Linked DNA regions of Mus musculus: all the other regions are linked to region 1. A link is a loop called in an ENCODE intact Hi-C map of the cell type or tissue named here. Cell type or tissue: heart. All regions are shown on one strand.

The links. A loop is a pair of places that touch in the nucleus more often than their neighbours do. Peaks named below come from ENCODE experiments on the same cell type or tissue, not always from the same donor. Only the 100,000 strongest peaks of a DNase experiment are listed, where the experiment ranks them.
Region 2: it touches region 1 in a loop (2.9-fold over the local background); 19 of 42 quality-filtered maps call a loop at or near these places.
Region 3: it touches region 1 in a loop (5-fold over the local background); 35 of 42 quality-filtered maps call a loop at or near these places.
Region 4: it touches region 1 in a loop (5-fold over the local background); 30 of 42 quality-filtered maps call a loop at or near these places.

Annotation. Positions count from the first base shown.
Region 1 is chr12:85,484,508-85,492,507 of GRCm38, reverse strand. No RefSeq gene overlaps it. Among named protein-coding and RNA genes, the nearest start is that of Fos, 15 kb to the right of the region's middle. In heart, CTCF peaks have their summits at 200 (motif pointing right) and 4,554 (motif pointing right); DNase peaks (open chromatin) are centred at 217, 4,557, 5,577, 6,477 and 2 weaker places; H3K4me3 peaks cover 3,237 bases; H3K27ac peaks cover 3,367 bases.
Region 2 is chr12:85,434,103-85,442,102 of GRCm38, reverse strand. It overlaps Gm40477 (a long non-coding RNA gene), which reads left to right and starts at 5,646. Exons shown (of 3, transcript XR_872875.2): 1 at 5,646-5,961; 2 at 6,260-6,403. It also overlaps the pseudogene Gm46370. In heart, a CTCF peak has its summit at 4,862; DNase peaks (open chromatin) are centred at 4,712 and 5,852; H3K4me3 peaks cover 997 bases; H3K27ac peaks cover 4,273 bases.
Region 3 is chr12:85,342,869-85,350,868 of GRCm38, reverse strand. Tmed10 (transmembrane p24 trafficking protein 10) reads left to right here. Exons shown (of 5, transcript NM_026775.4): 3 at 1-66; 4 at 6,518-6,644; 5 at 7,320-8,000. The coding sequence ends at 7,441. Among named protein-coding and RNA genes, the nearest start is that of Nek9, 7.5 kb to the right of the region's middle. In heart, a CTCF peak has its summit at 4,308 (motif pointing left); DNase peaks (open chromatin) are centred at 2,348 and 4,318.
Region 4 is chr12:85,369,762-85,377,761 of GRCm38, reverse strand. It overlaps Tmed10 (transmembrane p24 trafficking protein 10), which reads left to right and starts at 3,045. Exons shown (of 5, transcript NM_026775.4): 1 at 3,045-3,321. The coding sequence starts at 3,097. In heart, a CTCF peak has its summit at 3,059; DNase peaks (open chromatin) are centred at 2,701, 3,041 and 3,311; H3K4me3 peaks cover 2,641 bases; H3K27ac peaks cover 2,870 bases.

The sequences.
Region 1 (8,000 bases):
TTCTGTTCCAGCAATTCCTCTCCTGAAGTCAGAGGTCCTCAACAGGGTGAGTGAGTTCCTCACAGTGAATGTGCTTGCTCCTCAGCCTTTAGCAAAAGAGCCCCCACACACACACACACTCCCACCCTCCCCCCAACCCCCAGCCCACAAGAATTTTGTCCTTGTCATATCCCAAAATTACCAGAAGGGGGCGCAGCGACTCAATATTAAGGTGGAAATCACAGCACCGCAGCGTAAGCAGCGGGAGAAAGACCTGGAACTGGTTAAGTAGAGCCCACAGCTCCCTGCTCCAATCAGCTCCTTAGTCAGTCAGTCATCCGTCAAGTTAGAATCGAAGCGTTTCCGCAGAAGGGTAGGGGGCATTTTACAGGTCTCAAATGAACTGGTTTGTTCTCCTTCCTTAAACGCCCACTGGGAGCCTGCAACACACCAACAGTGAACAAAAACAGATCCCACCCTCAGCCCCAAAACACACACACACACACACACACACACACACACCATGCTTAGCACCTGAAGACGATGTTAAACAACACTTCAGTGCGCCTCGGTTTTGCCTGTGTCCCATCTTGGGGTCAGATGCAGAATTCTGCATTGAGGCCTCGATGTTTTGGTGGTTTGGGGGGGGGGGGGTGATGGGTTTTTGTTTCTTTTGTTTTTTCTTACCTAACTCAGGCTAGTTTCAAACTTATCTTGTAGTTTGAAGGAGCCTTGAACTTGTGATCCTCTTCCTGCCTCCACCTCTCCAGTTCTGGGATTTCAGACATGTGTCTGTGCCAACAGACCTGCTTGTGTACAGAGTTCGGTTCAAGCCCCCCATCACTAGAAGAAAAAGCCAAGCTAAAGCCAAAAAGAAAGAAAGAAAGAAAAAAAGAAAGAAAGAAAGAAAGAAAGAAAGAAAGAAAGAAAGAAAGAAAGAAAGAGGGAGGGAGGGAGGGAGGGAGGGAGGGACAGAGGGAGAGAGAGAGAGAGAGAGAGAGAGAGAGAGAGAGAGAGAGAGAGAGAGAGAGAGAGAGAAAGGCAGGCAGACACATCACTCTGGGCTGAGGTGGTACACACCATTAATCCCAGCACTCAGGAGGCAGAGGCAGGGAGATATCTGAGTTCCAGACCAGCCTGGTCTACAGACTGAGCTCTAGGACAGCCAAGGCTACAACAGAGAAACCCAATTTCAAAAAACAAAACAAAACACTCAAGTAGTCATTGGAAAGTTAGAGTGAAAACTGTTGACAAAGAATTACAATCATTTTTAACTTTCTGTATATATTCACTATCTGAATTTTCAAAGGGTGTGGTTTTTTTTTTTTTTTTTTTTTTTTGGAAAGAAAGGGCAAGGCAAATTATGCTGTCCTCTATCTTAAAAAAAAAAATCTGCTCTGCTTGATAACATTTTAAAATATCTTCTAAGCATTGCGTGCTCACCAGAAACAACCAAAAAACCAGCCATGAAGAACAGACCAGTGAAGAGAAGAAAAAGACCAGCATTTCCCCTCCAGTGCACAACCAGTATCTGCACCCTCACGGCCTTGAAAGCTGGCTGTGTTGGTTTGTTCGTTTTGATTTTGTGGGGCTTGCTTGCTTGCTTGTCTCCTTCCCACAAAGCTGCTTTGGGGCTTGCTGAAGCCATCCAGCGTCCACCCTGTAGCTGTCACTAGAAATTGGAAGGAGATTTCCAGGTTCCTCTGTGCTCCCCAAACAGCAGCTCCAAAGACGAGTTTGCTTAGCCTCAAACTGTGTCTGGGATCCCCAAAGAATAGCTTGCTTAACGGGAGACCCCTGGCCTTTTTCGGGTTTACCAGACACCCCAGTGTGTTACAGGGGGCAAGAGCTGTCAAGAGTGGGGGGGGTCCATTTTATGATTCCCGATTCATTGTAATTGCAACACTCTAGCACTATATGGTTTTGCAACCGGCTTCCTTCTTCAGAAAGAACTGACAGAAAGACCCAGTCATTTGCATAGCCCAGTTAGTACTTTTCCGTGCATGTAGCTGAAGGGAATTGAGCTGAATGTGGCTCCCACAACTCTCCTTCCCCCACCTCTCTTATAATAGCTGGCAATCAATCCCTGGGTGCCCTCAGTGAAGGCTTGGAATGGCAGCTCTGGGGAGCTGTGCGGGCAGGTTCCTAGCTTACTAGGCCCAAGAGTCCCCCTCCTGGGCCAAGATGTCCCTGGGCCATTCCCACACACAGGCAACAACAATAAGGCTGCCAAGGCCCACCCAGCACACACCCTTAGATGCCGAAGCCCCCCTCCCTCCATGGAAGGAGGGTAGAAGAACCTATGGGTCTTGGCACCCAGCCTCACTAGGTCCACACCCTCAGTTTAGCCCTGCAGCTGAATAGTTCCTAGAGCGAAGAGGCTCACACCTCGTGAGGCCCCATCATTTCTGGTTACTTGAGAAATGACAAATGCTCATGGCCCAGCCCAGTCTTCCCTCACTTCTTCCCACCCCCCAAAAGCTGCTGAGCCTGTCTCATTCTGAGTCCATGAGTCCTGTCTTCCTTAAAACTTGTAGGATTTTTGGAACCCTGTTCATCTTTACAGGGCTTCCCCCTCATTCCTAATGATAATGCCTGACTTTATGCTCCTGAGTCTTTGGAGGCAGATATAATTAGGCCTACCTCACACAGGAGAAACCGATGAGTCTAGGACTTGGAGAGACCTGCTGAAGGTCAACAACTATGGACAGACCGGAGATAACCTAGACCTTGAGGGAACCCAGAAAGGGTGGTGCTGAAGGAAAGCCAGAAGCTGGGACCTTCATTCATATCACCTAGTGCCCTGTAGTGTCTAGTGCGTTTATAAACGACAGCTCAGCTTGCACCCTGGCACAGCCGTGAGTTGGGCAGGTATTTATGTAGAAGAAAACTGGGACAGCAGAGTAAGCCAGCCAAGGCCTCACAGCAAAGGAGTCTGGACTTGAAGCTAGCTCTAAAGCCTGTGCTGTCTCTCCAACCCCCAGCTGCAGAGGACCCCTGTTTTGTGCTTCCTCCTTTCCTGGTTGGCACCCTCCTCCTCGTTCTTCTGAGGCTACTGCAAGCTTCCAGCTTCCTCCTCTCACTCTGGGTGGTGTTTCTCTTGTGAAACTATGCATTGTGCAAAGCCACCTTTGATTAGATCACCCTCTACACCCCACCACCACCACCACCACCACCAAGAACTAAGAGTTCTAGAAGGCTTATCTATGCGAAGGTCCACAGTGTGTCTGTAGAAATGACCAGTCAGTAAGGAGTGACTTATTGGAGGACCTTTTTGGTCCCCAGTCCTATGGAGGGCCCTATGGGGGTGGAGGGAGTCTATAAACACAAAAGACAATATTTGACCACCACCCCCAAGGAAACAGTGAAGAAGCCAGCATATACACTCTGAGAAGTAGTTCATATCCCTATTCCCAGCCCCACGTGATGGTATGTACCCATGCTCTCAACACTCAAGAGACTGACACAGGAGGATCATGAATTGAAAGCCAGTGTGCACTACATACACAGACTCAGTCTCTAAAAATAAAGGTTCATTGAATTAATGAATGAACAAATGGATGAAAGAAAAGGAAGGGGGCTGGTCAAATAGCCCCATAGAGGACAGTGGCCTGAATTCCATCCCATTCATAAAGATGGACCAGGAAGGGCCTGGAGAGATGGCTCAGTGGTTAAGAGCACTGGCTGCTCTTCCAGAGGTCAAGGGTTTGATTCCCAACTCACAACTATCTATACCTGTATGGGATCCATTTTCCTCTTCTGGAGTGTAGACAAACATGCAGATAAAACCCATATACACAATATAAATAGATAAACCTTTTTTAAAAAAAATAGATGGGGGGAAGCAAGAGGGAGAAAGAGAAGAGGGGAAAAAGAAAAAAAAAGAAATAAAGTTAATAACTACTTCTTTTTTTAAAAAAAATAAATGGAAGAAGAGAACTATCCCCACACAGTTGTTGTTTGACCCCCTAGTGTGCACTGTGGCACACACAACCTCACAGGTACACACACCACACAGATGCATACCAAAACAACAAATTACATTTTTTAAAAGGGAGCCTATAATTACTATGTGTGTCTCTCTCAGTGCAGCTAAATTATACAAAAGGGGGGAGAGAGAGAGAGAGAGAGAGAGAGAGAGAGAGAGAGAGAGAGAGAGAGAGAGAGAGAGAGAAACTTATCTCAAAGATGGGACTTGAAATCTGGTTGGAAAGAGAAGAGGCAGTAGGTCTTGAAAAGCAGCCCTGGCAAGAAAAATGACAAAACTGTTTCCCTACATCCACATGAAACAAGTGCTCAGAAACAAGCCACAGAGAGAAAACAGCTAGAGTTATTTGGTGTTTTATTTTGGTTTTGGTTTCATCTGCCAGATTGGCTCTTCCCATCAAGAGTGGGCCTCAATATGGCTCAATAGGGAGAGGGGCTTGCCGCCAAGCATGACAAACTGGGTTTGCTCCCAGACGGGTTGGAGGAGGAGAAACCACGCTCACACTTTTGTCCTCCTCACAGCAAACTCTTGCGAGCCCCCTCATCACTATGATGATGTCTGTGGAACTGGGGGAGGAGGAGGGCACACTTGGCTCCCACAACCACCAGGTGGCAGAGATGCTGTTCTGAGGCTACCGCTCCAAGAACAGTCAGAGGAAAGAGGACGGTTCCCAGACCACTCCTCACATCAGCCAGAGGTGAGGAGGCGCCAGTCAACCAGGAGGCACCAATCATCTCTGCGGGAGCTGTCCTCGCAGCCAGCCTGGATGTTAGAGAAAAGCAGTTGTGAGAAGAATCTGGGTGAAGCTGTAAAGGAATATTGAAAGATGCGTCCCTGCAGCCAGGCTCCTAAGAAGGAAGAAACCTTCGAAGCATCAGGAAGGGTTGGTCCTGTAGGTTGCTCACCAGCTGCAGTCTGGGCAGTCTGCCTATGGCTTGGGGTTGAATGGTAACAAAAGCTAGTCTATCTAACTCGAGTTTCAGCACAGCCTGACTACAGTTCTGACCCTTCCCCGGGACCAAGCTCCAGCCGTCCTAAAGAGGAATGCTAGTGGCTTTAAGGAGTAAACACTCTCATCCCGTTCTGTTGTTGGGTTGTGACAGTGGGCATCGTTGGATACTTAAATGTAATATTAAGCCCAACTATGCATAGCTAAGCCGAGAAATTCGGTCACCAGAGCTCAGGTTTAGGCACACCTCGATACCCTCTAAGGGGAGAGGAGGACACAATTTGATGCCAGAAATCCGACTTTTATCTATTTCTACCTAACTGTTCAAGCTTGATTGGGAAAGCCAACTTCTACAAGCTTTAGTGTCCTTGTTTATGAAATAACAAGTTTAATTTCTGAAGTCCCTTTCAGTTTTGAAATTCTAGAAAAAAAAATCCCACACTTCTATAGCCAAAGGGACTGGGGAACGTGGGCGACCAACAGAAGAGGATAGTGGAGTGTATTGGCGTTAGGGGGGAGATCAGCCTCATAAAGAATTAGCCCCACACATCTCGTTAATTGCTACGGAGTACCCAGCGGTAGTCACTGCGGCACTGCCCTCCCCATCCCCGCCCCCACGGCTCTGCTGCACACACCCACGGCTCCTTAGAGACTTCTGGAATCTCGATAGATTCCTTTACATCCGCATGTTTATTGCCCTTTACATCCGCAAATCGCTTTACATCAGCAACCCTGCCGCGCGATTATTAATCATCGCAATATTCCCTCCGCCTGTAAAAGGAATTGCGGGATCGGACTTATGAAGGTGAAACCCGTCTCGGATCCATTCATTCAGCAGTTAACTAAAGTTAATTAAGCGTCTAAAATGAGCAAGCCCCAGGAGACGCACAGATACAAGTAGTGCAGGCATAAGAACTGCGGGGGTCTTCAAGAACTTCACCTACTTTGCAATTATGTCACCAAGAGGGGGGTCAGTTAGAGGGTGATGGAAGACCTCGCTAAATAGATGACAGGGTTGAAAAAAATTAAAAAGGCCCCAGCCAGAAAAAAAAAAAAGTGGCCTTCCCAAGGTCACTTATGTCCCAAGGGAAAACGCAGACCACCCACCCCCCGAACTTGTGTCCTTAAAGCTATTCACTGCGCCAAAGACGAGAATCTGAAATCAAGTGTATCAAAGAGAGGGAGGGTTAGACCGGGATTGTTTCCAGGATTTCCGGGCACAGAAAGCGAAAATCGTGATCCCGGATCGTCCACCGGGAACAGAGGAGCCAGGCCCTAAGCTTTGACTGCAGCCTCCACTAGCCCAGTGATGCTGGCGACCCGAGCCCCCGCCCGCCTCCGCAGGGTCGGGGTAGGAGGAGGGGTGCACAGCCCATGGCTCCTCGGGTCGGTGCGGGGGCGGAGCCGGGCAGGGGGCGGGGCGCCGCGGGAGTCCGGCTCCCAACCCCTCCCTGCCCGCGGCGCCTTTCCAAATATGGGCAGAACGGAAGCGGCGGGCAGACGTCACGGCGCCGGGTGGGGGCCGCTGACGGGAGGCGCTGACGGCGCCTACGTGTCACCGTGGAAACCAAACAGTAAATAGAGGACTGGCCGGCTCCTGGTGCTGTCTGCAGGAGCGAGCTGACCTGGAGCAAAGGGCCGGAAGCTGGGAAGGGTTAGGTGACACCTTGGCCTTGGCAGAGCAGGGTGAGGGCATCGGGAGAGTGCGGAGAGGGAGGGTGCAGGGACGCCGAGACCCCTGGGAGGAGCTTGGGAAGCCGGCAGAGAGGAGCTTTTCTACCCATCGAAGCTTTCTTCGGCTTGCAAGGTTGTAGAGGACTTGGTTTTCCTTACCAGCCGCTGAGCATGCAGTCGTTGGGGACACTTTACCCTGGGCTCAGATTCCAGGGCCGCCACTCCAGGTGGATAATGAAGTACAGGCCACAGTCTTCCTGTGCCCTAGACTATCATCTATAAAGTAAGCATAATAGCGAGGCCTACCTTAGAGGGTACCTGTGACTATTTTGTATATATATGACGTAGTCTCGCGTATCTCATGTGGATCAGGCCTTCACTATGTAGCTGAGAAAAGGGCCTTTCGCTTCTGATCCATTTGCTTCCTTTTCCCAAGTGGTGACATGACAGGTAACGAATCACCACCATACCCTGTACAAGCAAACCGCCCTGGCGCTCAGACCCAGCACTTCTTTAATGTTAGGCGAGCATTCTAGCCACAAAAGCACAGCCCCAGCCCTGCGACTATTTTTAATAAAAATCTATATTAATTTTTATGTATGTGTCTGTGCACGTTTGTACAGATGTGCCAGATGTAGGTAGATGCTGAGAACCAGGTTCAGGTCAGCTGCAACAACAGCGTACACATTCACTGCTGGGCCATCTCAACAGCCCCTACCCCCCAAAAAGACATTAAAAGTTGTATAGTTTAGAGCAGTGTTTAGCACGCTGTGAGCCCAAGTTAGTGCTGCTGACTGCCTATCCCTTGGAAGCAGGCAAGTAGCTTAATTGTACCATGACTATATCATACATCCAGTGTCATGTTTTCCTGATTGTCCTTCAGTTTCAAAGCAAACAATTTTAGAGAAATCTCCCATTTTAAAGAACACACTAGGAAGGTAACATATAATAAAAATACTAAACGTGTTCACCACAATGCATTTGCCAGGAAGCATGACAAAATGTTACATCGCTTCACAAGAATGTGTAAACACACACCAGCACACAGGTGCTCAGACACAGTGACAGAGCTAACTGAAGAGACTCAAGTTCAGTTTGCCTTTCACAGTCACTGTGTTATATCAGTTGGCTTTTGCCTGTTTTTTTTTTTTTCCAGAAAGGGTTTGAACCATTCATGCTGATCTCAAACTAGCTCTACAGCCAAAGGTAGCCTTGAACTACCTTTCAGAGGTGACCTTCCTATACCCACTCCTCAATTTGGGGGTTACGGGTATGGGACACCATAACTAGATACTTTCTGTCAAATCTGTTTGGGGGATAGGGCACATGGTAGCACTCAGGAGGTAGAGGCAGTAGGATCTCTATAGTTCAAGGCCAGTCTGGTCTGCTACCAATTTCCAGACCAGCCAA
Region 2 (8,000 bases), 50 kb after region 1:
ATCCCAAGACATGTAGAAAACAATAGCATCCTCAGAGGATGAAGGGACAGTGGGTGGCATTAGCCTCAGAGTATCGCTAAGCTTCAAGCCCGTTTGGTCGTTGGTTGAGGGTACCTGCCCTCACCGCTCCAGACATGTTGGGGAGGGACTATGTATCAGGCCCATTTTTATTTCCGGAGCCTAGTATGGCTTGCCAGGCTCGGGCTAAGTGCTCAAGGCACATTAACTGAGTGAACACATTAAGGGAGCACTTGTTGACTACTCAAGGGCAGGGCATCCAGTAGTGAGACTCATCCCAGTGCTGTGTGGAGAGGCTGTGAAGCTTTGCGGGTGACACGGCTGACCTGGATTCATAAGCGTTCATCCCCAGTGATGTCATGCTGACGTTCATACACAGGATTTCCACACATCTGCTCTCATCTGCCACACTGGGGTGGAACCCACACCCTGCGCAGCACCAATAGTCAGGGTTTTTTTTGTCATCGTTGTGGTTGTTGTTTTGTTGTTTATATGTTTATTGGTTACATCCAGGGCAGTACAGAGTGATGGTTGCTGATTTGGGATCCGATTTTGGGATCTGGAGCCAGTCTGTCTTTGTTCAGATCCTAGCTTTGTCATTCACAAAATCTGTGGCCTTAGGCATGTTATTTAACTTCGCAGTGGGTTCAGGGCGTGTTTGCCCAGCAGTTAAAGGGGGATGCTTACCTACTTGGGGGGGGTATGCGGTAAAGGTGTGAGGCTTGCATGAGGTGACCGGTATAAGACATTCAGCAGAACAGGTAGAAAGCCAACGGGTACCCTGACTGTAAAGAGCCCAGTTGTTTGACCCTTTAAAGATGGATCAGATAACAAGGTCACTCACACCTTTAATCCCAGCACTTCCAAAGCAGAGGCATGCAGATTCTGTGAGTTTGAGCTAGCCTGGTCTACATTCTAGGCTAGCTGATGCTACACAGTAAGACACTGTCCTAAAAAAAAAAATCTCTTTCTTTTGGGCCTGGCGCCAGCATGATGGGCAAGTGTCGTGGTCTCTGAACTGCCCGGAAGCTCTGCAGTCACCGACAGGACCAGAAGTAGCATGATAAGCAGTACAAGAAAGCCCACTTGGGCACAGCCCTGAAGGCCAATCCGTTTGGGGGTGCCTCTCATGCAAAGGGAATTGTGCTGGAAAAAGTAGGGGTTGAGGCCAAACAGCCAAATTCTGCCATCAGGAAGTGTGTCAGGGTGCAGCTCATTAAGAACGGCAAGAAGATCACAACGTTCATACCCAATGATGGAACTTCATTGAGGAAAATGACGAAGTTCTGGTTGCTAGATTTGGTCGAAAAGGTCATGCTGTAGGTGATATTCCTGGAGTCCTCTTTAAGGTGGTTAAAGTAGCCAATATTTCCCAATGTTTTGGCTCTATACAAAGGCAAGAAAGAAAGGCCAAGATCATAAAGTTTAACAATGGAAACACGGTAATAAATTTTCATATTCTGAAAAAAAAATCAAGATCAGATTGCTCAGTGTGGGGGCACAGACCTTTAAAATCCCAGAGTCTGAGGTAGGAGGATCAGTAATTCAAGGCCATTGTTGGATACATAGCAAATTTGAAGACAACTACCTGAGATTCTCTCCCCCCAACCCCACAAACCAAAATAAACACACAAATTAAAAAGAAAGTCTTTAAATGACAACACAGGATCCTATCCTGGTTTTTGCCCATTGTGCCCCGAAAAGCCAGTTAACTGCTGATCTTGAAATAGCACACAGGTTGAGCACAGGAGCTATTGTTTTAACTTGCTCTCATCCCTGGATGGTGTTCCAATTCATTATTAGTTTCTTGGCAGTTGAAGTACATGCCTTTCTGGGTGATGGTAACACGGCCTAAAACACATAATCCTTTAATACCCACCCTCTCTGTGTCCCTTCTCTTTAATACCCACCCTCTCTGTCTTCCGATCTTCTCTCTTTCCCCTAAGTGGCCCAGCGTCATCTCATTTAAAGTGAACTATTCCAGCCCCTGCAGCTGTTGTAAAGCCATGGACTAGGGTATCAGCCCTCTTCCAACCTCTTTCCTGCAGGCTCCCGATCACATGGCTGCTCTTTTCTCCTCTCTGTCAAAGCAGGAGAGCTGTCGAGATGCATAAGCCTCAAAAGGAACTGTTTAAAATTTTGAAAATTTCTCCCAGATGCCAATTCTATGCCCACGTTCCCACAGCCAGTTTACTCCTGGGATACTACCACCCTGGTTCTACCTTCAGGAGGCATCTCTGAGTGTGAGAGCAAAGGGTTTAGGGTAATATTTATGTGTATGTGCATGCACACATTGATGATATGCCATCACAAAATTATTCCCATCACGTGTATCAGAGGTTAAATTAAGTAACCTAAATTAAATAATGCATTTACAAACCCAATTTGTAGTTGGGGGTTTCCTCTGGTCTTCCCTTGGCTTTTTTAGATGTATACATCTCAGATGTCCCTAGAATTGATGAATTCCTTGACCCTGGTTTGGTGTAATTGGGTCAAGCACTGGGTGCTCCACACTTTCTCCTGTGCCTCAGTCCCTGAGGCCAGCATCGTTAGGGTGTGACCTGGGCAGAGATGGCAGCCAGCCCAGTGATGGAGCTATGACGTCCTCACCACCATCATCTACCCACGTCCTGGGACTTAAACCCAACCTCACTCGTGCTAGGCAAGTTCTACTGCTGAGTTTCAGCCCTGGCACTCCCTCGTTTATTTTTTATTTTGGGAGAGTCCTGCTAAGCCACTCAGGTAGGCCTTCAGCTTGCAATGGTCCTGTTTCGGCTTCCCGAATCCCTGGGATCACTGATATGCAGCACCGGGTCGCACTGGCTGGAAGTTCTGATGCTCATGGTAGAGTCATGACTGGTTGGGTAGATCCGTGGTGGAACTGAAGTATGGCATGGTGGGAGCATGGCGCTCTCTGGAAAGGACTGTGAGATCCATATGCACGTTGTACACTCTACTCCATGAATTAGTTGGGACGGGGCACAGAAAAGGCAGATGCTGATTGGTCACATGGGCCATCTCGCGCAGCATAGCACCCGTGTAACACAGTGATTGACTATCTCTGTTGTTGTCCCTCCCCTTAGGGTTTGGAGGCAGATAACTCAGGACGTCCTATATTCTTTGTCAGATTTCTCAAGACAAAGCACACTGACACTGCCCGCAAGCTCAGTCTCTAGCTCCTGTGACACAGAGGAAACTTTACTGCGGAAATGTGGCTTCTGCTCAATGCAGTCATTCATTCAACAGATACTTGCTGGGCAGCCTGAGTGGTAGACTAAGTGAGAACTAATCTAGATGCCCATGGTCCCGGTGGGCTGCAGAGTACTCAACTAAGTACTCAGGCAAAAGGCAAACAAACATGCCAGCGGAGAGCTCCTGACCCAGGGCAGGAAGAGTTAAAACAACTTATTTGAGTCAGCATCAGAAGGAAAAAAAATGGGAATTTTCCAGGAAAAAAAAAAAAACATGATAGCACACCTTAACTCTAATATCTGGGAGGCTGAGTCAGAGGATAACAAGTTTGAAGCTAGCCTTGGCTACATTGCACGGGCGCACTCACACAGATACTACTAACAACAACAATAGGAAGGGCATTCCAGACAGATGGAACAGTCTATACTCACACACACAGAAGACAAGAGAGTTGAGAACGATCAGTGTAAGGTGGTAAGGAGCGACCTGGAGACTTTCACAGGGATGAGTTACTCGGGAAGGTGACTATAAAAGTTAAGCCAGAGCCAAGAATGATGGAATGCACGCTTTAATCTTAGCATGCAGGAGGCAGAGGCAGGCAGAACTCTGTGAGTTTGGAGCTAATTTAGTTCGACATTGCAAGCTCCAGGCTAGCCAAGGATACAAAGAGCAAGACATTGTCTCAAAACAAACAAACAAACAAACAACTCAGAGACTTAGGCTGCAGGCCTCAGAACTCCATGTCTGATGGCAGTGTATTCAGGCCTGCTCCTGAGGGGAATGGAGTAATGAGGAACGGAGGCAGGAGTATAAGTTCGAGGCTAGTTTGGGTTGTATAATAAGGGGCTCAGGGGAGATAGGCACGGAGACACAGACAGAGAGACAGAGGCACAGGACACAGAGAGACAGACATAGAGACAGAGACAAAGACACAGAAAAAGAGACACACAGAGACAAACAGACACAGAGAGATACTGATACTGACTCATTAATGGGCAGGGGTAGATGAAAGGCATTAAGTAGTTCACCAAGGTGAGGGGCCACCTCCCAGCCTGGAAGAAGGGGAAAGGAGGGCACACGTGTCCAAATTCCACCCAAGTCCATTATTAATAAGCCACAGAGTGATTCATCTGTACCTTCCCCATTCCTGGCTTCATTTCCCCATCCGGCCCCTGCGAACCCTGTCTTTGATTCTGGTCCACTTCCCTTTCCTCCTTCTCTTAGCTGCTCCCGGCACTAGAACTCTCTGGGGCCCCGCTCCTTTCTGCCTTTTGGCGCTAATTGCCAGACTCCCCTGGCTTTCTTTGTGGAAAGCTTTAGGTTATTCTTTCCAGAAATCCTCAGAAGCGCTTCGGCCAGTGGGAAAGGAGGATCAACTCCTTTCAAAGGGCAGCTGAGAAATAAGGCAGCCGTCAAGTTACGACTTATGGGAACTCCATGGCCACAGCTGCTGCCAATGACGGGAACCAAACCAACAGCAGGAGCCCTGGCCCTGGGCCTCCCATTCTGGCAGCTCCCAAAGCCAAGATTTGAACCTGCCAAGTCTGTGTGCCCCTGGGCAATACCTTATGGGTCCCGTCATGTCACTCAGAGCATGCCCATGGAGATTAAGAACGGGAAACGTGTGGCTCACTGAGAACGGTCGTCGTCTGCTCACCCTGCTGGTTATGGGAAGCAGGACAGACTGGGAGAAGCTCTCTGAGCCCTGTCACTCTAGCTTTGTGTGAATGACACACAGTTTGAGAACACCCTAGTACTTTCAAGGGTGTCCTAGTGAGATTCTGTTATATGTTCATCTATCAAAATGTATATATCTAAAAAGAAAAGATTTAATCTCAGAGGAAGTCCAAAGACAGTTTGTCTATAGAGCTGATTGAATCAAGCGAGCGGGAATCTTTAAGAAGGTGGACAAATTCCCAGCAATGTGAGGGATGTTTTGACCTATAAGGAAAAACTTTCCAAGCGAGATTATCCCCATTGGTGTGGGCAAGGCAATCTTCTGTCACGGCCCATCTCCAAAAGAGACCATCTCGTTTGTTCATGCAGCAGCAGCTGCTAATGTCAGATAAAAAAAAAAAATCCTACCATTCCAAAGCAAAACCGTTTGTGTATAATTCACGAGCCCCTTAGGTTCCTTTAAAATGAAAAGAGTTACCAAAATAGAAATTGTTATCACCATGCCAACAGCAGACCTACAACATCAGCTCACAAAACATTCTGTCCTAAAGCTCAAAGCCAGACCCTCATGTTTCTCCATCAGAAAGAGCTTTCTATTTCCTTCCAGAACAAGCCTCTTTCCCTTACAATGCCCTTACCGGATAGTATAGTCAAGCTGGCAGGAACACACACACACACACACACACACACACACACACACACACACTCCTCCTCAGCACACACCTCTCCTCATTCCCCAAGAGCTCTGTGTGTGTGTGTGTGTGTGTCTGAGCTGATGACATATTATGACAGCATGCTCAAGAGTGAGACTCAGCCTCAAAGCAATGCAGGTCACGGCAATAGGCTTTATATAACCCAGAGCTGCAGAGAGACCCAAAATAGCATCTTCCCTGCTGCTCAGTTAGTCTCCTCCATCAGCCAGGGATAAAATTAGAGCAGGCGCTGACGTGCACCTGCGTGTGCAGAGGGACTCCAGGGAGACAGAACAGACTCAACACTCTGCCATCAGCTGAGAAGGCTGCCAGATTTTTCAGACCCCAATCTGTCACCAGACGGAGCCGTGTGTGTATGTGTGTGCGTGTGGGTGTTCGTTGGTGTAAATGTATGCCATGTAGAGACCTGCTCTGAGGACAGCGTGTGAAAAGACTGGCCTGGGAGCTGATAGCAAGGAGCTTGGCTGTGTGGGACTATGCAGGAGATGTTTCAGGCTATTTGGAAGGAAGTTGGTTCCCGTACCGGTCTCAAGTTTACCTTGCAGTTTCTTTTCTCGGACCCACACACTTCTCTCTGACCCAAGGAGTGGGAAGGCTGGCCCCTTTGAAACCTCTTTCTGCAAACAGATAAGCCTGACTGTGTTTTGTTTTGCTTTCAGCTGAACCAAACACATGGAATCTGGAGGTTAAAAGACTGCCAAGAAGTCAAGGGGAGAGAGAAATGAGGATGGAAAAGGAAACTCTGCTGTTCTGTGGCCTTTGGGGCTTTGACCTCGTCTGGAAGCCATAAACACTGCTCTCAGGTGTGGTGGGCAGAGATATCCAGCTTTTTGCTCTGTCTGAGAGGAGGCTGGGTAGAACCTTTTGACATATATATATGGTTTGTTACTGCATCAGTGAATACCAACCAGGTACTACCTCCAGGCTGACCCCAGAGACCAGAAAAATAGTACAGGCTATACGGGATGAGTCGATGGTTGTTTATTTGTGGTTGTTTTGCTCTGTCTTGACTGCTAGGGATTGAAACCCAGGCTTTGTTCAAGCCAAGCATGCTCCCGGTCTATAGACACTCAAAGTCTGCTATTACACGTTCATTTGGGGGGACTTTCTGTCTTTGGGCCTCCTTTAAACATATTTAACCATTGGACATGGTTTACTGATCCCTGACTAAAGCCAAAATAAATTCTAGGTAAATGTTTGTGGGGCCCAAGAACAGATTAATATCAGCTTTCAGAATCAAAGCAATACACATATGATTAATAATATATACTATATTTTTAGGCATGGTCTCATTATGTATCTCTTGCTGGTTTAAACTTACTATGTAGACCAGAATGGCCTAGAACTCAGAGCTATGCCTGCCCCTGCTTCCTGAGTGCTGGGATTAAGGGCGTGTCACCACCACATCTGGTTGTCATTTTTGATTTTCCAAGGTGGCAAACTTACTATATAACATCAACCAATATCCACGATCCCCCTGCCTCTGACTGCACTGCTGGGATTACAGGTGTGCACCACTCCATCTAGCTTAAACAGCTTTTTATAAGAACCCCCTCCAAGTTTTTCCTTACAGTTAGTGTGTGTGTGTGTGTGTGTGTGTGTGTGTGTGTGTGTGTGTGCGTGTGTGTGTGTGTAGGTCAGAGGACAACTGTGGGAGTTGGCTCTGTTCTTTCACCGTATGGGATCTGAGAATCAAATGCAGATCATCAGGCTTGGTGGCGAGTGCCTATGCACTGAGTCATGAGCCAACCCAGATCTCCCATTTTTAATTAGTAATTTAGCAATAAAAATGACCTGATTAAGCTACATAATGACTTCCAGGCCATTCTGGCCTGGGATGTAGAATTAGAGTCTGTATCCAAAGAGAGATCACGGGTGAGGAGGGAAACCGGGGAGGAAAAGTGAAAGGAAGAGAGTGGAAGAGGGGATAGAAAAGGGGGCTGGGAGGAGAGAGATCTGACCACCCCCCCAATTCCTCACTTTTGGCACCCCAAATCTTATAGCTACCAAGACCCCTCTCAGATACACTGTCCACCCGTTCCCTCTAGCTCTTTATTGTTACATAGATTGAGAGGCATCTCTGGTTTCTTCTGCTCCTCTCTGATCTGCTGTGCTCTGGCTTCTCCACGCTTCCCCGAAACTGACTCAGTAGGCAAAGCTCTGCTCGCCTTTGTAAGGCAGGGTGTGATGTGAGTGAGCATGGATACTTAGTAGACCAACAGAGCTGTGATGAGCCGGCCTGATGCCTGAGCTCAGCAGACCCCCACTTGGGAGGAAGGAACGTCTCTCAGGAGCTGGGCTGTAGACAGGATAGAGCAATGGAGTGTGGGAAGCTTCAAAGTGGAGCTCCTGCTGTTGGGCAGCTTCAGTCTTTCAGCCTACCTTGTGTGGTCATCGTGA
Region 3 (8,000 bases), 140 kb after region 1:
CGGATACCTGACCAACTCGTGATTCTAGACATGAAGCATGGAGTAGAGGCGAAAAATTATGAAGAGGTATGTACTGCTCCAACAGACAGGAGGGAGGAACGCTCGGGGCTGGAGGCTTCTGTGACCTAATCAGGCCAGTGGCCACACTTGGCCCACAAGGTTGTGGTTTTCTCAGCAGCCATGTGACAACCAGCTATGGTCCTGGTAATACAAAAGGTTGTATTAACAGACTTGAACAAATAATTCTGGCTGTGATTATAACCAATGAACTAAACCAGCTGTCTGTACAGTTGCGTGTTGCTATGGTAGAGTTCAGTCATGCCATTAGCATTCTGGGGCAGAACACACACAAACATGCACACACACACTTTTAAATAGAATTCTGTCAAAAGAAAGTTTTTTGTTTTTTAATTCCTAATATCATCCCCTTCTCTTCTCTAAAACAAGTAGGTGTATATCTTAGGGTTTAGACTCAAACGCTGGTTAGTCTTGAACAGCTGTGCTGTTTTTTGAGAAACAATCGCTAAAAAATAACTTCCAGTTAAAGTAAAGGAGGAAGGCTGGGTGGTACAAAGAGCTGTAAGAGAGTCAGACATTTTATTCTGGTAGGAAGTATTACAGAATGATATATAATATAGTTTGGTGTATCCTAACTATATGAAAAAACGTTGCTTAAAGTGATTAGGTAGAATTTGAAAAATGATGAACAGACATGGCTCGTCAAGATTTTGGGAGGAAAATGTCCTAAATTGGAAGCAGACAGGAAGTGATTGGCCATATGTGCATCAGGAAGTAACTATAAGTCCACAAAGTTTTTCCTCTTTTTTTCTTGTTCTTGTGTTCAATTGAGTGAAACCAAAGTTCCTTGGAAGTAGTCGCTAGAGCAAGCAGTGATACAGTAACGGATATCAGACAGTTCCCAGTGGAGGCTAAAGTGCTTGTATCTCCAGGCTTGTTTAGAGAGCCTCTTTAACTGATGAGTTTAAAAGTGAAAACACAAGTTTTCCAGTTCCTCAAGACAGCGTTTCTCTGTGTAGCCCTGGCTGTCCTGGAACTCACTCTGCAGGCCAGGCTGGCCTTGAACTCACAGGGCTCCACCAGCCTCTGCCTCCCAAGTTCTGGATTAAAGGTGTGTGCCACCACCACACAGAAAGTGAAATCTTAACTTTTCAAGATTCTGAAGAATCTTATTGACTGTTATAAGATAACTGTTAAACTGTTATTATGAGATATAAAATGCCTGGAAAAAATTTTTTGAGGAATTTTATATATATATATATATATATATATACACACACACACACAATGCATTTTGACTACATCCAGACCCTCTCAGACATGTCTCTTAACTTCATGTCTTCTTTTTTATAGCTCACTGAGTCTAATTCAGTGGTTCTCAACCTTCCCAATGCTGCAACTCTTTCATAAAGTTCCTCATGTTGTGGTGACCTCAACCAAAAAATTATTTTTGTTGCTACTTCATAACTAATTTGCTACTATTAGAATTGTGATGAAAATATCTGTGTATTCTGATGGTCTTAGGTGACCCCATGAAAGGATCCTTCGACACACGCCCTCAGGTGTTGTGACTACTGGTCTGGTTAGTAATGTCCTATGCACATGGCTATGGGGCATGGGCACCTACCAGTGACCACACTCCCAAAGAACACAGCCATCTACAGGCAGTAGGTCCTCAGCTAGGCTGTGCACTCCTGAGACCTTCCCTTATCTGTGCTGGAATTTTGACTAGCTTGATCTTGTTCAGGTCTTGTATAGCTGCTGTGAGTTCATGTTCACTAGGGCCATGTCATGTCTAAAACACAGCATTTCACAGCACCCCGTGTCCACTAGAGCTTACATTTCTTCTGACTCTCCCACTGTGTTCCCTGAGCCTTGGAGTGTTGAAGATATAGCTCTTTTGGATTACAAGAATAGGTACAGTGCTTGCACTGTGTTGTTACTGCTGCTTTTTCTACCCTTGGCTCAGTCTATGAAACAGAGACATTGCTTCCTACTATATGACTTGTAACTTTGTTCTGTCATTAAGCATCTGTGTATTAAATAACAGGGTACTGAAGCCCTGCTAAACCCGAGATATAGCATACTCTCCCCAAAACAATGGCGTTACTATGGCTTTGTATAAAGAATGGTATGAATGCCGCTGTCATACCACATACCACAGGAATCACAATTCCTGGCATTTCCGGTATCCTTAGGTGTTACTAACACTGGACAAGAATTTCATCTTTTTTGACCTTCTGCTTAATCTAAGAGGGGAATCCCTAGAGGAAAGGAACTACATCGCTTCCTTTGCCTGCTTCCTGCTTCGGATGTCTGGCATGTCCTAAGCTTTTTACGCACATGATTACAACACAGCTCTAAGGTTCTGCTTCCTAACCACGAACTCTTCCCCACCACTTTCTTTAATGACTTCCCTCCTCTCAGCTCCCAACACCAGCACAGATTGAGGCAAAGGCCTAGAGTAGCCATGACAGGCCAAAATCAGTCCCTTTAACTTCCTTCACATCCAACATCTCAAGAATGTGGACTCAGTTCCGAAGTCCTCTGCTGTCCTGTAGCATGCAGTAATGTCTTATTGTTTGAGACAGAACCTCGCCATGTAGCCCAGGCTGGCCTGGAACTCAACTGTGTAGGCCCCTAGGTGAGTTCAAACCTTCAATCGTTTCCATCGCAGCCTCTGAGGTATTAGGCCTGCCAGCCTGTATCACCACGGCCAGCTTACTCAGTGTCGTCATAGTGGGACAGAGCAGCACAGTAGCCTGTGTGAAATGTTAGGAGGGACTTAGTAAAATTGTTATATAGTCTTAATATAAAGTATTTTATACTTGGGAGACAAATACTGGCTGTAATATAAAGAGAAAGAACACTGTACACTGAAAGAGACACAAGGGACCATCTATGCTTGGTCCCTTGTGTCTCAAGGACTTCTGCTACTGCCTTGCCTCTGCTCCTTAGATGGCAGCATCTCTATATCTTCAGGATGCAAATCTACCCTTTTTTTTCCCCCTAATTTTGTTTTTAAAGCAACTTGTTCTTTCGTGAACTGGAGTAGCTGTTTGCAGAGATAGACTCCCTGATTGTGTAACTGGGGGGACAAAGGCAGCTTGTCCCCTAACTCCTGACTGCGTGTGACCTTTCTTTTTGTAGATGTCCGAATTTTCAATAGGAGGAAGTCCTGTTTTGACTAGATTCTATTAAGCCTGCCGTTCTATCAGAAGGTGCCCCCAAACATAGTTGAGGCCACAGCTAAAGAAAGAAAACCAGAACCAAGTGTTCTGAGTGCCATAGGAAGGAGGGCTCTGCTTCCCTGTACCAGTGGCACAGTCTAAGTGACAGGACGGGACAGGACAGGACAGGACAGGAGTAAGGCACTGGAACGGAGGCTAATGGAGAACCATCCTGGACACTCTCAATGAGAGCTTTCAGGTTCAGTGCCTGGGGTTGGCACTGCTATGTGAAGCCAGCTCGGGCAGCCTCTTGGCCCTCTGAACTGCTGTGAACAGGCTTGTGATTGGTGCACCTCCCCTGTGCTGGAGATTGGTCCTTGAATCTTGTTCTTTCTGTTTACCTGTGTTAGACTTCATGTCCCTCACATTTATTGTTTAGCCTTTGGAGCTTATAGGAACTGATTTGGGTTTTTGAGGCAGGCCATGAAGGTAGCAGATTAATTTGACTGGAACAGGAGGCTTTCCTGTGGATCTGGAAGCAGTTGAGCTTATTTAGTTTTAGTTGTTTGCTTGCAGATTAGTGATCTCAGTACCTCTCAGATGAGTCTGGGTACTCTCTGGATTTAAGCTGTGGCATCAGAGTGGCAGGCATAGATGCATTTTAGGAAAAGCTTAATTTATTGATGCTCTGAAGGTACATAGACAGGGAAAGTCCACATAGCTTTAAGTTTTTTCTAAGCAATATGAACTAGTCACGTTAGAGTGGTAGATGTTGAGGGCTTTCTCTGGGCAGTGGGCTTTATGGAGAAAGGATGCAGAGTACTCTGATCACAAAGCACTTGCTTAAGGAGCCACAGTACTTGAGAAAATGGGCTCCTTTGAAGCCAGTGCTGCATACTAGGTGCCTGGCTAGAGATTCCAGAGCCCATCTTAGTCTAATCGGGTCTGCCACTGAAAATTGTAGTCTGCCACTAAAAAGTGAGTTTCTGTGGAATGCTTAGTTTCCTCCTCTGTAAAGTGATGGACCCATAAAATGAGTACCTAGTTCCTCTAATACTCTGTGATTATTTAATGGCTATACACAATATATCAGGAGAACGGCACCCCCTAGTGGAATATTTGTTTCACATTGTCATGGCCTGCCTTATTTTCTGCCTTGGAAGAAAAAAGCAGAGTACTGGGCTGTCTTCATGAAACATACAAGCTGGTGTTCTTCTAGAACTTGGAGCATTAAGTCAGGCATTTAGACAAGCGGAACAGTTGTTGGGGGTGGTGGTAGGTTTTCATTTTCTTTTAAACAAGTGTTAAGTTTACTTACTTGCAGCACTGGGGCTCAAACCCAGGGCTTTGTGTATGCTCGTGAAGCTTGGTCCCAGCCTTGAGAGTTTACTTTTTATATTTGAACTGACTAGTGTTTAGTCCTGGGCAAGTGAAGAGGGTCTCCTGGAGGACGCACTTGGAATTTCTTTTAAGGTTTTATGCTTTTGCCTGCAAGCATGAGAGTAGCAGCAGTGGAGAACTGGACCATTCTCTAACCTTGCTAGTCTGAGAAATCTAACCAGACCCTGCTGACCTAGTATAATAGTTCACCTTTTATCCATCCATTTATTTATTGGTTGGTTGGTTGGTTGGTTGGTTTTTAATTAGGGTCTCATGTAGCCTAGGCTCTCTGTAGACTTATTGTGTGGTAGCCACAGCTGCTCTAGAGCCTCAGATCCTCCTGATTTACCTCCCAAGTACCGGCGTGTGTGTATTTATTATATAAAAATATAATAGTGTAATGCATATATATATATATATATATATATATATATATTTCTAGCTGTTGGAGCACAACCACAGTTTCAGTTCCAGTTCCTTTTTGCAAGTTTCTATTTAGGGACCCTTAAATAATTGATGTCTAAGAAGTTTCATACTGTTGCCTCTCTGTCTCAGTCAGGAAGCTTTGGATAGGGAAGTGCAGAGCAAGAGGAAGATGTTACGCAGACTACGCTTGGTTTATTATATGTCTTATTAGTACCTTTTCCTTGGGGTTTTTATTTGTTTGGTTTTGAGTTTTTTGTTTTTGTTGTTGTTTCGTTGAGACGAGATCTCACCATGTAGCCTGTCCTGGAACTCACTATACAGACCTGACTGGCTTTGAACTCACAGAGATCTGCCTGCTGCTGCCTCCCAGGTGCTGAGATTAAAGACATGTCCCACTGCTCCCAGCTTTCCTTGGGGAATTTTGTGCAGATAAATACTAGGTGAATGGCAACCCTGGACTCTCAACTAGAAAAGCTATAAAACTGTACACTGTTTATCTTCTAATAGGGTGTGAAAAACCTTATGCTGAGTTGGTAACTGTAGCTGCCTCTGGAAGGGAATTGAAGAGCGGTCAAGGTAGATTTAGGGTCGTTTTTAGCAAATGTATGATTTCTCTTGGCTCTGAACATAATCAAGTCCAGTGTTGTATGACTTAGATATGCAAAACCCTGTTAGTTTTTGGTTTTGGTTTTGAGCTCCTCTGTGATACTGCAGGAGCACATGCTTCCTCCTTCTGCCTACATTCACCTAATATGACTCTCGAAGCTGCCATGCTAGCTATAGTGTCAATTGCCTACCAAAGGATGAAAGGGCAATGTAAAGTGCTGTACTACAGTCAGGAATGTGGAGGGACAGGACCTCCTCCTTCACAGCCTTCCACTGAGCTGTTCTGTTTTGCTGGAAGTGGTGCACAGGCTCTGTCTCCTCGTGTCTCCACCCTACAATGCAAAGTTGAAGTTTCGAGAATGCATCACCATGCCCAGCTTTTAAAAACATGGATGCTGGAGATGAGTGCAGGTATTCTTGCTTGCATAGCAAGTGATCTTACCACAGAGCCATTTACAGCATCTCCCTAGCCTTGTTGTGAAGTCTTTTTTATACACTCAGCTGACCTTGTCCTGGAGATCTCCCTGCTCCTGCCTTCTGAATGCTGGGTTTACATGAATCACTACTACACACATCTTAAAGAAATCTTAATTAAAATTAAAGATCTAAGGTGGAAAAATATAGTTTGTAGAGAAAGGTAGAAAGCCAAATTTTAAAATATCTTAGAATGATTGACAGAGATTTGAATGTGTACACAGACTCGTAGATGGTGCATTCTGCTCACACCCCTCCCCCACTTCTCTTGGGCTCCTTCCCACACTGGCTAACTCCTGCCCTCACTACTTCTTTACGGGTGCAGTGCAGTGCAGGCTGTAAGGAGGAGACTCTGCTCCTCCAGATGGCTTTGTTTTGTGCTTTGATGTTCTTTACTTAAGCAGTTTTTTCAGGGAGTTGGATCCAATTCTGATCTTTTCCAGATTGCAAAAGTCGAGAAACTCAAACCACTGGAGGTGGAGTTACGACGGCTCGAGGACCTTTCCGAGTCCATTGTTAATGACTTTGCCTACATGAAGAAGCGGGAAGAGGAGATGAGGGACACTAATGGTGAGTGGGGTAGCTTTCATTTCTCAGTGCGTGAGCTGTAAAGGAGACAGATTCTGGACACTGAATGCTAACGTACACATTTCTCAGTTTGGGAAAAGTGGAATATGATTTAGGGAAATAAAATTGCTTCTCTAGGGCTATTGTAACTAAAAGGTAAATCAGCTGGCTAGGTTTTCAGAAGAATGACATTTCCTTTGGTGATATGTAATGACTATATTTTTGGTTAGCTTGTAGCAAAGTATTACCAACTTGTAATTTTTAACATTTTAAATGGGATTAAAAACAAAGCAAAAGGAAACAGGGCTAGAGATGGAACTCAGAGCCTTGTGCATGCTAAGAAAGTGGTGTACCACTGAGGCGGCTATAGTTACCAACTCAGCATAAGGTTTTTCAGATCCTATTAGTACAGTTTTAGAGTTTCTTATCGGGATCTTGCTATGTAGCCCAGGCTGGCCTGGAATTCAGGATTCTCCTGTCTTAGCCTCTCAAGTGCTGAGATCACAGGTGTGTTACCATACTCACTTTTGCTTGCTTGCTTTAATTGTTTGAACTCTGAGACCTATGGACAGAATGAGGCTAACTAATTGTCTTTACGCCCTAGCCATTGTTTAGCCAAACTGAAGCAACTTAACTTCATTCCATTTACAGTGTTTTTGCATTGTTTTGTTTCTTTAGAGTCCACGAACACCCGGGTCCTGTACTTCAGCATCTTTTCCATGTTCTGCCTCATTGGACTAGCCACCTGGCAGGTCTTCTACCTGCGTCGCTTCTTCAAGGCCAAGAAGTTGATAGAGTAATGAGGCTCAGTGTTCTGTCCCCTAGAGCCAGCAGAACATCGCTGGGACATGCCTGGCCTAGCCCAAGGCCATTCTACTAACAGTACCATCAAGGCACAGCTGAGCTTTCTTGCCAGAACTGATACTTTTGGTATGAGAGCACATGGGCACCACCTATACCCAACAAGTCAATGAGGACTTTAATGCAGTAGGATTTGGACTGGTTTTGCAACAAGATTATTAAAGTCGCCTATGGAAAGAAAACAAAATAAAACAAAACAACAAACCGGGGTTACCTAGATAACGCCAAAGCCAGCCTTCGTCCTGGGTCGCCCGCCTCACAGGATCTGTTTGAGCTGTTTGCTTTTTCTCTCCCACCTGCTCATCGCCTTGTCCTTCACTCTAGTTCTCCTCCCAAGATTTCTCTGACTGCGGTCAGCTCTTTCATATCAGTTGTCTCTTTGGTTTCCTTGTGAAAACACCTTGAACTTCTCTTGGTCCTTAGATGAAATGTTTACATAGCTTCTGGTGATATCCTTCATAATTTTATGTCTCCTAAAAGGGTCATGGGTGGGACACA
Region 4 (8,000 bases), 110 kb after region 1:
TCCCTTGAATAAAGTGTCACAGTGCTCTAAGCTAAGCAACACAAATGCCTTTTAAAATACTACCCAAGTTTCTTAGCATCTCATACCCTCAGTTTCCTTATCTGTGAAATGAAAATGTCTAAATTATCCTACAGGGCTTTGAAAATATCAGATGAGATCATGAAGGTATGTGAAATAGGCCTTGTCTGGTGGTGGATGCCTGCACTTAGCAGGCAGAGATAGAATCACCCAGAGTCCCAGGCCAGGCTGGGTCAAGAGAGCCTGTCTCAAAAGGAAAAAGGTCTATTGTATAAAAGGGAAGATGAGCAGGGCGGTGGTGGTGCACGCCTTTAATTCCAGCACTTGGGAGGCAGAGACAGGAGGATTTCTGAGTTCGAAGCCAGCCATTTCTATGGATGTCCTGGAACTACAAAGTGAGTTCCAGGACATCCATAGAAACCCTATCTCGAAAAACCAAAAAAAAAAAAAAAAAAAAAAAAAAACAAGGGAAGATGAAAGGGTAAGGAAAACATATGCACAGGTAATTGACAGGTTGTAAATCTCTGCTAATGGTCAGAAGATTCCTCAAACTTGAGTAAACAACGAATTAGAATAATTATATGGGGCTGGAGAGATGGCTCAGTGGTTAAGAGTACTGACTGTTCTTCCGGAGGTCCTGAGTTCAAATCCCAGCAACCACATGGTGGCTCACAATCAACTGTAATGGGCATCTGATGTCCTCTTCTGGTGTGTCTGAAGACAGCTAAAGTATACTCATGTAAATAAATAAATCTTAAAAAAAAGAATATGTTGATTCCCCTGCATTGCTGGGGAGAGGCTCTATGCAAATTATCAACTTATACTCAGTAGACTATCAATCTTAGATCAGGGATAAAACAATCAAACTGAATGTTCCTAAGTTGACCTCTCATAAAGTATTATATGGTATTTGCTATATTTTAAAATGCTTAACAACTCTATTATGTTTGCACTTGTTTTGTTTTCAGACTTCTGTTCCAGGAAAGGAACCAGGTAGACAGAAAGGAGTTATAAAAAATGAAAATGAAACAAAAGAACAACCATCTAAATTACTAAAGGCAGACAAGTCTTCTATTTTTGCTAGTGTTCAAGAGACATTGATTAAAACAGATTACAGTTACACGCATAGGCTACTGTTTATTCTTGGGTGTTGTAGTATCTGCTTTCTGAGACATGTACCCCAGGCTGGCTTGGAACTCACTATACAGTCCCAGCTGGCTTCCATCTCAAGGCCATCCTCTTCCCTCGGTCTTCCAAACCCTGCGATTACAGGCATGATATATTGAGCATGGTTCTTGGTATATTTTTTTTAGCTCCATAACACTTGTTATAGTTGCAACATAAAGATGCTAAACTTTTGTTTTGTTTTTGTTTTGTTTTGTTACAGACTCACTATGTAGTTCTGGCTGTCCTGGAACCCAATATGTAGACTAGGCTGGCCTCCATTCAAGGAGCTACATGTGTCTCTGTTTCCCAAGTGCTGGGACTAAAGGTTTGTGCCACTGTGCCAGGCACTAAATATTTCTTTAAATCGATAAATACTATATAGGAATTATTTTCTTAAGGAATATTTAGTTTGATTACTTTATCCCTGATTTAACATAAGATTGCTAAGTCTGTTGACTTATTTTATGGACATGAATTTTACCTGTGTGTTTGCTTTTTGGATTTTCAAGACAGAGTTTCTCTGTGTAGCCCTGGTGGGACTAAAGGTGTGTATTCCCATTGTTTGGTGCTCAGTTTATTGAGCAGAAAGGATGTACCTCAATAAACACATTAGACATAATGATTGTAGTCTCTCTAGCACGTAGTAGGTAATCAAGACTTACTAACGGATGGATGAACAATTCCTATACAAATCAGTTTACTACAAAAGAGCAGGGCAGTGGTGCATGCCTTTAAAACCAGCACTCAGAAGGCAGAGGCAGGTGAATCTCTGTGTGTTCGAGGCCAGCTTGGTCTCTAGAGTTCTAGGAGAGCCAGGGCTACACAAAGAACCCTGTCTCAAAAAACCAAACCACCGGGGCAGTGGTGGCACACGCCTTTAACCCCAATACTTGAGAGGCAGAGGCAGGTGGATTTCTGAGTTTAAGGCCAGCCTCGTCTACAGAGTGAGCTCCAGGGCAGCCAGGGCTATACAGAGAAACCCTATCTCGAAAAACAGAAACAAATAAAACAAAACACACACAAAAGAAAGAAAGAAAAGAAACAAACAAACAAACAAAAAAAATCCAAAGAAACAAACCAAACCAACAACAAAACCAAAAAGACCTATCGGAGGTACAGAACATGCTTTCGAAACACGCCGTTTCTTCCCCTTGACAACACTCATCTGGTAAAATAATATTTTATGCTCATCACTGACTGGACCAAAACAAAAATTTAAATGTTGGTTTGAGTGCAGTTTATCGCAGAAGACTATTGATGTGTCTTAAATAAATAAGTGCGTTGGGAACACCCAACTTGCATTAACTGGATACCTGCCAATCCACATTCACCCGCTGACCTCTACGCACTCTCCTCTGAGTTAGCAACCCACACTCACTAAAAGCCAAATTAAAATTTTCTCTTATGTTTTCCCTCTTCAGTGCTCCACTGTCCCAACACCCTTTGGAGTAAGCGTTAGGACACCGAAATTCCTCTGGTGCCTTAGCCCCGAGTCTACGCAGCTGGTGGGCGGGCTCAGAGAAGGCCTTGTGGCTGTTTCTTATTGGGGGCTGGTTGCTATGGTGTCGTCGATTTTAAAAACTCGCATGAACCGCTTCCGGGGGCTTAAAACAATTACTTCCGAGGCTGCCCATACTTACTATGGCTCACTCGGAAGTATTTCACCACCATTAAAAAATAAAACGTGTACGAAAAACTCCTGGGGACTTCTCTATAGACCCTTAAACTCGTAGTTATGACATACTACCAAATCTTTGCTTCCTCTTAGAAGTTATTTGCTTTACATTCCTTTTCTGTTTAGCCAATCTCCAAAATGGCGCGGACGGCCTCGCCAGGGCAGAGGCGCGTCACGTGGGTGCTCCCGGTTCCGGCGCGCTAGAGGCCCCGGGTGGTGAACGAGGCTCCGGCACCATGTCTGGTTTGTTTGGCCCACTCTCCCGGCCTGGCCCTCTCCCGTCCGCCTGGCTCTTTCTGTTGCTGCTCGGCCCCAGCTCGGTCCTCGGCATCTCCTTCCATCTGCCCGTGAACTCTCGCAAGTGTCTCCGAGAGGAGATCCACAAGGACCTGCTGGTGACGGGCGCCTACGAGATCACCGACCAGTCTGGGGGCGCTGGCGGCCTGCGCACCCACCTCAAGGTGCGGCGGCGGGGCGCGGCGGTGGGCGGCAGGAAGGCAGGCGTAGTCCGGGGAAGGCCGAGGTAGGGGGAGGCCGGCGGGCCGGCGAGCGGGCGGAGGCTGGGGCATGGCCTGGCCTCCCCCCAACCTCATCCCTGAACGCTAAGTCTGCGCGGTGGGGACCGCCCCTTCACCCCGCGCGTTGGGGTTCGCGGGGCGGGGCCGCGCGCCAAAGTCGGGGCCCTTGGAAGGGCAGAGTTCTGCCTTGGCGGACCTAGAGTCCGGAGACCTAGGGCTGTTTCCACTTCGGGCTGTCATCGGGGTTCTGTGTCTTGTGAAGTCTCAGGAATCGAGGAATTAACGTGATTTTCCTGAGCAATGTTTCGAGGATCAATGGGGGGTTGGCATCATAAGATACCTCAACACCTACCGAATAAAGCAGACAATAACGTTGGCTGTGACTGATAAAATGTGTTGTTCATTAGGCACCTGAAGCGTCACTTCCTGTGCCACTTAAAGTTGTGCGTTTAGTTCAAACACTACCCTATGGAACCATGGGCCTCGTTATATAGACTCAGAAACTGAGGCTCAAGTAGGGTGAACAATCGTTGGAGATGGATTTGACCAGCTAAGTGTATTGATGGAAAAGTGCTAAAACCTTCCTTTTGCTTATTTGTGATTCCTGGGATTTATTATTGATCACAAGATGGTCATAGTCTCTAGTCCCTTCTTTTAGTTACACCAGGGTCACCTAGATCCCTGTATGCTGACAGCTACTTTACTTAATGCCATTTGGTCCCAGTTTTCAGTGGAGTTTTGCTTGACTAGATTTTTGAGTTGTTAATAGTGGAGTTGGTTGTGTTCTGAATAGTTGTGTTCATTCACAATAAGCACTAGTTATTTTGTTGTTGTTTCTTTTTAACAGAAGGAAAACGTCACATTCTTAAGCCAAATAGAAACAGTTTATTTAAGTTTTTTTTTTTTTTTTTTTTTAATTTTGGCTGCATGTATGTATGTATACCTGGTGGGTGCCTAGAGCCCATGGAGGCCAGAAGAGGGCATCAAGTTTTCTAGATTGGACGTTCAAGATGGTTATGAGCCACCATATGGGTGCTGGGACCCCAGCTTGGGTCTTTTGAAAGTGGAACAAGTGATCTAACCCCCTGAGCATCTTAACAAGCTTCAGCTATATTGTTTATATTTAAAGTATTGGGCCACAGTAGTGATAATGTAACAGACTTTATTTGGGAGAGAAAAACTATTTTCAGGGTTATTGTTTTGTGTGCCATCTTTTTATTATCCCTTTAAATATTGAATTGTCAGCCAAGAAAGTGTTGGTAGTACATTTTAAAGATACAGATACAATGGTTGGGCTTTTTTTGGGGGGTGGGGGGGTTCAAGACAGGGTTTGTCTGTATAGTCCTGGATGTCCTAGAACTCACTTTGTAGACCACGCTGGCCTCGAACTCAGAAATCCACCTGCCTCTGCCCAGGATTTAAACCACGCCCGGCTTGGTTGGGCTTTGTTAATGCTGGCTCCAGAGTAGAAGTCGTGCCTAGAATCAAAGAATCTGAGCAGCCAAAGAGACCTTGCTCTTCAGTGTTGCGGTCTCTCCTGAGTCTGTGTTTGAAACCCTTCCAGGGTCCACTGTTGCCTGTCTGACCATCTGCCTTTGCCCACATGTGCTGTAGAACTCCTCATGGGATGTCTTGAAGCTTCATATGTTGCTAGTTTCTAATTTGTGTTCTAAATAGGGCCTCCCTGAACAGCGCTCGCTGTAGCTCGCCTGCTTATCCTTTGTCTCCCTTCTTAGCTCTTAGTAGTTTCCTAAGGGTAGGGGTTGTTTTCCTGTTCATATTTTCTAGAATGTTAAGGATAATGCCTTGCTTCTGGTAAGCATTCAGTGAAAACAGGAACATGGTCCAACCTTACGCTAGTGAACGCTGGGATGCTCACAGGCTGCTAAAGGGATGGCGCCAGCAGGAAGGAAGTTGTGCTCAACTCACTAGTATTTCACCAACACTCAGTTACCCTCCTTTCTCTGCTATGCCTCACCAGCTCAATTGGACTACTGGAATCTTAAATCCAAATGCCAAGTAGATAATATCTAGGAATGAATTGAGCTGGGCACTAAAAAAAAAAAAAAAAAAGACAACTGGGAAGCAGCTGTGGTTAGTGTGGTGTAACTGGCATGGTGGAGATTGTGAGCTCGAGTGAGCAGCACCCTCCCCTCTGTGGGTTTAGGCCTCACTGGAACCCCGTCCTCCTACCTCAGCCCTGCAAGTGCAGGGATTGTAGCTGTGTGCCAGTATACTCGCTCTTGATGAAACTCGCCGTGAAAACACATGGGCCCTTTTGTTTCATCTGGTTTTTCAAGTGAAATAAAAAGCACAGATTGTGATGTCAAAGTCCTGAGTTTTATCACCAACCCAAGTTGCTTTGGGCAGTGTTTTATTTTCATTGTTATGCAGAATATATCTATCTACTTGCATGTGTTACCCAGATTTTGCAACTATTCAGGATCCACACTTGTTTAATCTTCACCCCTTTCCCTGGATTATTTTCTGTTAAACTATCTCAATCCCAGGAAATCCCCAGTATTAGGATTTCAGTCCAGCTGACAGCAGCTTGGATCTCTTAAAAAATAGGAACATGTTACTGTGTTTTATGGCCATGTAACAACACCCTTTCAGAAATAGCAGTGAGCTCGGTGCAGTTGTGTGTGTCTGTAATCCTGAGGTGACTGAGATAGGAGGCTTAGCTGAGTCCAGGCTGAGCAACATAGTGAAAACCAGGTGAGGTGAGATCATTGAAGCCGAGAGGGTGAGAGCCATCTGGTTTAACATGTTCAGACCCTTCTCTCAAAACAAAACACATGAAATCCTGTAATGATTCCCTAAGGTCATGTGATACCCAGAACATATTAGGATATCACCACTCATGGACTGGTGGGATGCTTCAGGTAAAGACTCTAGTCTTTAAGCCTTAGTTCACAACTCCTGGGACCCACATGGTGGGTAGAGAGAATCAACTCTCAGACGTTATCTTGTAAACTTTCACATGTACACATGTGTATAACGTGCACACACAATAAATTATAACAAGAAAATTTTAAATTCCCCACTTGTTTGAAAAAGACTTATTTAAAATTAGTGTGTTGGGGCCAGAGAGGCTGCTTAGCATTAGAACAGGTCCTGCTCTAGCGGAGGACTTCAGGTTCCCATCACCTGCGACTTCAGGTTCCCATCACCTGCGACTTCAGGTTCCCATCACCTGCGACTTCAGGTTCCCATCACCTGCGTCGCTCTCCCCGTGGTTCCTGTAAGAGGAGTACGGCATAACTATGTAACCAGACTCAGTTTTATCTTTCTGCTCTGAATACTTGACAGATAGCTGGTGCTGTGCAGGACCTGGGCTGTAGCTTGTTGGTAGAGAGAGCGCTTCCCTCCTGTTCCAGACACTGGGTTTGACCCGAGTGCTGAGAGAAGAATGCTTACCTCAGGGATAGCGCTCTGCACTTCATGTGGGATCAAGGAACATGAGGGTGTTTTCCATGGCCCTCTGATCTGCTATAGATTCATAAGTTCAATGTATTTTAGGGTCAGCACGTTACCATAAATTGAAAGGCTAGAAAGATGGCACCAAATTTAATAGTCAGTGGATTACTATGTAGAGTGGAATTAGAGAAGATGAAGGCAGGCAGGGGATTTTTCAAGCCAAAAGAAGAGAAATTTATTTATTTATTTATTTATTTGGTTTTTGATTTTTCCCGCTCGCTCCAGGTCCCACTTGCCCTGGCCCATAGGTTCTTTGTTTCTTATTACGGATGGTTGTGAGCCACCATGTGGTTGCTGGGATTTAAATTTATGACCTCCAGAAGAGCAGTTGGTGCTCTTAACCGCCAAGCCATCTCACCAGCCCTGGCAAATATATCTTTGTGCCACATTCATGTCTGGTCCCCACAGAGGCCAGAAGACCTTGGATCCCCTGAGATTGCAATCACTAATGATTGCTGGCATTAAAGTGTGCTACCACTGAGAAGCTGAGATATTTATTATTATTACTATTACTAATTTTAAGGCAGGGTTTCATTCTGTAGCCCTGGCTGTCCTGGAACTCAATGTGTAGACCAGGCTGGCCTCACACTCAAAGATCTGTTTGCTTCTGTCTCCTGACTGCTGGGGTTAATTAAAAAAAAAAAACAAAAAACAAAACAAAAACCAGCCTTTGTAGAACAAGCTGCCCTCAGCCGCTCACGTGCTGTGGCTGTAAGGTGTGCAGCACCGTTGTCTGCACAGACACTGCCTGCTGATCGGTGGAGCATTTATTTTGAAATGGAGAGATTTTTTTGTTGTTGTTGTTTTGTTTTTTGAGACAAGGTCTCTCTGTATAGCCCTGGCTGTCCTGGAACTCACTCTGTAGACCAGGCTGGCCTCGAACTCAGAAATCCGCCTGCCTCTGCCTCCCGAGTGCTGGGATTAAAGGTGTGGCCACCACGCCCAGCGAGAAAGTATTTTTATTGTACTATGACTATCAATACAGTCGTTTGTATTTTATCTGTATGACAAGATGTTGCTGTTTTTCTGTGATTTTAAAAAAGACCATTTGATTACCCTAAAGTTATAATTCACATAAGCAGGACAAATGCAGAGTTTATACTTTTAAATTTTATTTAACTTTATTTTATATTTTATATGCA